Regions from separate parts of the Homo sapiens genome. Here region 1 is linked to region 2. The links are chromatin loops, found by intact Hi-C in ENCODE. Cell type or tissue: CD4-positive, alpha-beta T cell. All regions are shown on one strand. Each heading gives the region's core, and the rest is flanking DNA. Links, peaks and the distances in the headings are about the cores only.

What was found. A loop is a pair of places that touch in the nucleus more often than their neighbours do. Peaks named below come from ENCODE experiments on the same cell type or tissue, not always from the same donor. Only the 100,000 strongest peaks of a DNase experiment are listed, where the experiment ranks them.
Region 1: it touches region 2 in a loop (3-fold over the local background); 6 of 110 quality-filtered maps call a loop at or near these places.

Annotation. Positions count from the first base shown.
Region 1 is chr5:157,192,095-157,195,013 of GRCh38, reverse strand. The region is part of intron 1 of ITK (IL2 inducible T cell kinase); the gene reads right to left. Among named protein-coding and RNA genes, the nearest start is that of ITK, 13 kb to the right of the region's middle. In CD4-positive, alpha-beta T cell, for the core only: no CTCF peak of the experiment used is centred there; a DNase peak (open chromatin) is centred at 1,173; H3K4me3 peaks cover 1,396 bases; H3K27ac peaks cover 2,500 bases.
Region 2 is chr5:157,267,836-157,270,754 of GRCh38, reverse strand. The region is part of intron 1 of CYFIP2 (cytoplasmic FMR1 interacting protein 2); the gene reads right to left. Among named protein-coding and RNA genes, the nearest start is that of CYFIP2, 3.2 kb to the right of the region's middle. In CD4-positive, alpha-beta T cell, for the core only: no CTCF peak of the experiment used is centred there; DNase peaks (open chromatin) are centred at 594 and 1,374; H3K4me3 peaks cover 1,934 bases; H3K27ac peaks cover 2,183 bases.

The DNA of each region.
Region 1 (2,919 bases), core at 113-2,612, 76 kb after region 2:
CACCTCTGCGTCTCCAAATGTCCAGTGGAGGTTATTACATTTCACTCTTGGAACTACTTAAAAGCAAATTATAATGAATTATGATTCATGTTGTTATCCCAAGGATTCAGTGCTCCCAGGCTTCAGTTTCCAACTTAGCTTGGCAATTTCTACCATACCCTAGTTCCCTCAAATAGTATTGTCTGCTCAATAGTATTCTTTCAATTGACTTATTTTTTCCACATAAACAAATTTATTCTAGGAGGAAACTTTAAATTACCACCATAAATTTTAAAACACTTATTTCTAACATAAATTATAGTAGATACATAACTATTAAAGACATGTTAAAACCAGATTTGTCCATGTGCCATCTTGTGTGCTCCTGATAGTACCCCACTTTGGGAAACACCAAATTGGATCATTGTCATGGAAATGGCCTCAGCATGGATTGTGGAAAAGGGTGAGGTTTGGTATTAGCTCCCTCAAACTCCCTTTCTGGGTCACTTCGCTAGGCTAATACTTTCCTCCTGGTACTCCTTGTATTACCACTTTGGATATAGCTTTCCCAGAATGTTATTCCCAGAAAAGGCTCAATAAGTGGCTAATGCTGCTATTAGTTGTTAATCTGGAAAATTAAATAGTGCTGAGGCGGATACAGCATCTTTCCTTGTCAGAGGCCACCCCAGGAACAGATCCTCAGGTTTACAAGTCCAGGAACTCATGTTTGTCAGCCCATAGAGTTCAGGTGAATGGAAACACACTCTGCAAAGTCACCAAAGACTGGCGAATTCACAAACTCGCAGCGAGAAACTGGCTGAGATGCTCGCAGTCGTGAAGGTAAGTAGAATTACCTTCTTGCAAAATGTAATTCTACTTGGGTAACCACAGAGATATCAGGACAGGTCACACTAATGTATGTAGGAGCAAAGTATAGGGAATCCTTATGTCCTAAGGCATGCTGTTGCCTTTACACTTTTCACTTTGCTTCCTTGGGTAAATTACTTACCGTCCTCGTAGCTCCATTGCTTCCTCACCAAAACAAAATTTTACTTTTATCTTGTTCAAAGAATTGTAAGGAGGAAATGAGAAAATACTTAACAAAGTGTTCAGTCCTCTTCTTGTAGTGATGCTAACTATTGTGGTTTTTTAAAAAAAATTGTTGCTGTTGATGATGTTTCTGCTGTCTTTCGGGTAAGTCTGCTGGGCAATCTGGAGCAAGCCTGCTGGTCCCGACTCAACACCTCTATTGGATTATGTTAGAAACTCACCAACAAATCCTTGCCCCAACTCTGCCTTTTCAGCTTCTATTAAAAGACTTATCAGACCCAAACAAGCTTAGATCTGAAAATGTCCATTGAAGAACATTTAATCCAACTTTTAATATTCGTCCTATATGTGTAACCTAGATAGAGATACTTAGTTTCTATAAACCTCAGCCTTCTCATAAATGACATGGGGATAACAATAGGATAACATAATGAATGTGGTTATTGTGAATATTTATGATATAAGACATATAAAACACTTAACCTTGATGCTATGAAACACAGCGAGAACTCATTAAATATTGGCTGTTATTATTTCAGATTTTGTATTGGTTACACATGAAATGTCTGACTTCATTTTTAGGGTGCGTTCTTGGGGTCATGCTTGTATTTTGACAACATGCTTTCTCATGAGCCACACAGTTATTAATCACCCTAAAGGTATTACTTCCTGGAAAGATTTCCATGTTTGGCTAATCTCCATCACTTTTTGTGAATTCCTGATATAATTGGCAGAGATACACAATTTCCACTTAAAAACAAAGAGAGATAGGGTCTCGCTCTGTAGCCCAGGCTGGAGTGCAGTGGTGCAATCATAGCTCACTGCAACCTTAAACTCCTGGGCTTAAGCAATCCTCTTCCCTCAGCTTCCCAAATAGCTGGACTATAGGTGTGCACAACCATGCCCAGCTAATTTTTTTATTTTTTGTTTTTGTGGAGATGGGATCTCACTATGTTACCCAGGCTGGTCTCAAACTCGTGCCGTCAAGAGATCCTGTAATGCCAACCTCTCAAAGTGTTGGTATTACAAATGTGAGCCAAGTTTCCATGTTTTTGAACTGGAAGAGTCTTTAGAAATCATTCAGTCCAACTTTATAATGTTAGAGATGAGGACAATGAGGTTTCAAGGTGACTTTCTAAACTGGCTTTGTCTTTTCATTTCTACTATTCAATTTACATCCCAGGGGGAAGGGTCACAGAGTTGGAAGATAACTTGTTGATCCCTGAAAGTAAGGGACAGGCCAAGGGGCATAGGGTTCTGGGCAGTTTCCCTGCCCTGCTTCAAGCAGAGAACTTCCACTTCTCTCTGTTTTATATGTGGGGATGGTGATGGCTTGTATAATTTTATATTAAAATGTTTTTTAAATTTTGAAAAAGCATTGATCAGCTGAATCCTTTGATTTTATGGACAAGAAAGCTAAATCCCAGAGAGAGTAAAGAATTAGCCCGGTGACCCGGGTCCAAATCTCTTTTCTATTAGGCTGCCCTGTTGTTCCTTGCTCACCTCATCCGCTTTTCTGGAATTACAGCCTGAGAATTTCAGTGTCATAGGCCCTGTCTAAAATTAAAACTAACTTCTACGGAACAGTCAAAAGTGGCTCCTGTGACACCTTCTTGTATTTCATTTGCTCCTTGATAAGGTGTTTCATGACCTAACCCAAAGAGCTCATTCATGGGAACCTTTCAGACCACCCCTACTCTGTGACAGTCAGTTCGGGCATTCAGGTTTTGCAGAGTAGGAGACCTTTTGGCACCCCTTAAATCCAACTATGCAGGTGGTGGGTTCATCTACATACATGTGACACTGACTTTAAACCAAACCATCTCACCTATGTATAAAAGATCACGTATTTTCCCCTCTCTCTCACTAAAACATTCAAAATGGAGTACT
Region 2 (2,919 bases), core at 198-2,697:
CCTTGTCAATATAAGAATCTGAGGAGAGTTCTTTAGAAAATCCTTCTGTCGTATAGTTTCCACTTCAAACCCTAAGAAGCAGGTCCTCATTTCTCTTTCCCATATGGAAGTATAACAGACTTGGAGATAGGGGGCTGACCTCTAGTTCTGAATTCTTATCTTGCCATTCATATCTTGCCAAAACAAATCTTAAAGCATCATATTTTAAAAGCACAAATCAAAAATAGTTCTCGGATATTCCTTAAGAGTTACTGCATGTCTTCTCTGAGGGTCAGCCCTGCAAATTCTCTTTGATCTCAGCCAGGCCTTCAGTGAAGTTAGACAATTCTCTCATTCTTCCCCAGTTTATTTCTTATTCCACCCACATAGGCAACTGTTCCAAACCCTGAAGTCTCCTGAAGTTTCCTAACCAGTCCATCACCTTTATTTCCTGCAGAGGACCTCACCTCCTGCCTTACTTAGAAAACAGAGAACATGGACAGACTAAACACACCTCTGTTTTACCTAGAGATTAAAGCCTAAGAACCATTGCTCTACAATGACCAAATAATGACGCAAACAGAATCAAAAGGTCTACTGATGAAGTCATCACTGGGTCTTTCTCAGGCATCTCGCAAGAAGGTCCTATTTACTTCCCTCTCTCACTGCCTGTATCTGAGTTGCCCAAAGTCTATCAAAATGCCACGCAACCAGAATGATCCCTGCAAGAAATTCTGCCTGAACTCAAGCTCTGCCTTCTCAAAACAATTTCTTTCAAGAATTTGCACCCTCTGTTGCCAGGGCCCAAGTATGGCTTAAATGGCTATTTTTTGAGGTACATCACACACAGCCCTTAGCATAATGCCCATGGCTAGAAAGCCAATATCTAAGCTCTTTGCATCCTGGGAGGCGTCCCATACCCACTGACTGAATTCTGAAGTGTCTTTGTACAGACAAGGCCATCCAGGGGCCTTGACAGAATCTGTGAATCACAAAGTGCCTTTAAGCTTCCCATTGGCTCAACAGTACAGAGAGGCCACAGATCCATCTTCTTAAAGTGACACACAATATATAATTAATAAATTGTTTCTTAAGGAATGGAGGGCATTTACCCAAAAGAGTCACACATTCAGGAGGCTCCTTCTCTATTTCCACGGCTTTTTTTTCTCAGACTGGGATTTACAGACATTACCTCATCCGCAGGCTTTCATGATGACAGGCAGGTAACAGTTGGGCAGGCTGCCTTCCATTGCTCAATTTTGAACGTCAGAGAGGTAGTGGCTGGTTTAAGGGCACACAGCAAGTCAGGGATCCTGTGTCCCATGCTCACTGTGCTGCTCTGTCTGCCCTGGAAGCAAAGCATGCCCTCAACATTTTTGGATGGTTGCAAAATGCTGAATTCTCACAGAGGAAGAGGCCCTTCCTTAACTCTACGTGTTGAAATGTGAGAATGGCCCTGGGCTTCTGCTTGGCTTGTTCCCTCCCACTTCTCCCTACCTACTCAGGTTCCACCCACCTCTCTTGTGCTACTTAAGAGCACTTCCCACCTGAAGCCTTTCACTTCATGCCCTATCACTCTTAACTTTCCCTTCCTTCGGCCGGTAAACTTGGGGCTGGGTTTACTGGTCACAGAGACCAACTTCCCTCAAAAAAGCAAAATTCAGGAAAGCTCTGGAGGGAGAGGGGCTGGTAATAGCCAAGGGTTGATTACATACATAAGCCAAATTCTTAATGATTATGTAATTAATACATTATAACAATAAATACATAAATATGCTAGTACTTACTATGTGCTAAGCATTCTGCTCGGCACTTTCATGCACCCCTTGGGTAGTAAGAGCATCCAAAGATATTCTAGTTCCTCCCCTGCCTCCATTCACTGCCAAGAAGGCAGCAGCCTGCCCCCCTTCTCCCACCATCTCACTACTGATGCAGGGGCCATCCCCTGGACCCTAGGCATGGCTTTGCTCCTCAGAATGACAGGACCAAAAGCCTTTCATAAAGACTCCAGTGAGGTGACTGATGTCTGGCTTTGTCAATTACAAGTGAATAATTAATACTTGCCAGTAAAGAAATAGACTCATTGTTACGGTGGCCACATGGAGGCTACAAAAGGCCATTTTGTGACGCTTTTGGTGGACCCCTGGGGCCAACAGTGGTCCAAAGAAGCTGCGTTGAGAGTGTAGTCCAATCTTTAAACGTAGGGACTGGGACCCGTACTGTTTTCCAGGAGCGCTTTTCCCGTTAATTAGCTTGTAGCCGATTCATCATCTCATTCAGCTTTCTGGTTGATGACAGCAGCAGAGGCCACTGAACATCAGAGAGGGCATGATTTATCAGAGGGGTCATGTAGTGTTCTACCAGGGCCTTTTACCGGTTTTTGAATTCATGTCTACTTCCTTCTCTGGGCCAGCATCTGATTTGAGTAAAACTCTCCAACCCCACTGGGTTGTACATCCGACTCTTGGCCTAATGCCTAAAGCAAGTTTTTCCTTTTTCATTTTCCAGCAGGGACTGAACAAGGCAGCCTTGGGTGCCTACAGAACCGGTCAGAACTGGCCAGGAAATATAATAAAGAAGCTTAGTGAGCAGAGAGCTAATGCCCCCAGCCAGAGGCTCAGTGCGCACAACTAGCTAGAGGCACTGACTTTGTAAGCAACAACACTATCTTCTTGAGGTCTAATAATTGCCTTGGCAAAGGGCAGCCAATGCCAACGAGGAACCCTGTGTACACAAGTTTCTCATCCCGAAAGTGGACACTGGGTGCTCAAAAAATGCCTTCTGGTGACAGTAACACCTGACCAGTCAAACAAACATGCACGCATGCACATGCATGCATACACACTCTTACAGCATTCCTGCCTGCAGGGCCAAAGCTGCCCTTGCCAAATACAGAGCTGACAGCTGCTAGATATTGTCATTTCAGGGACCCGTTCCCAA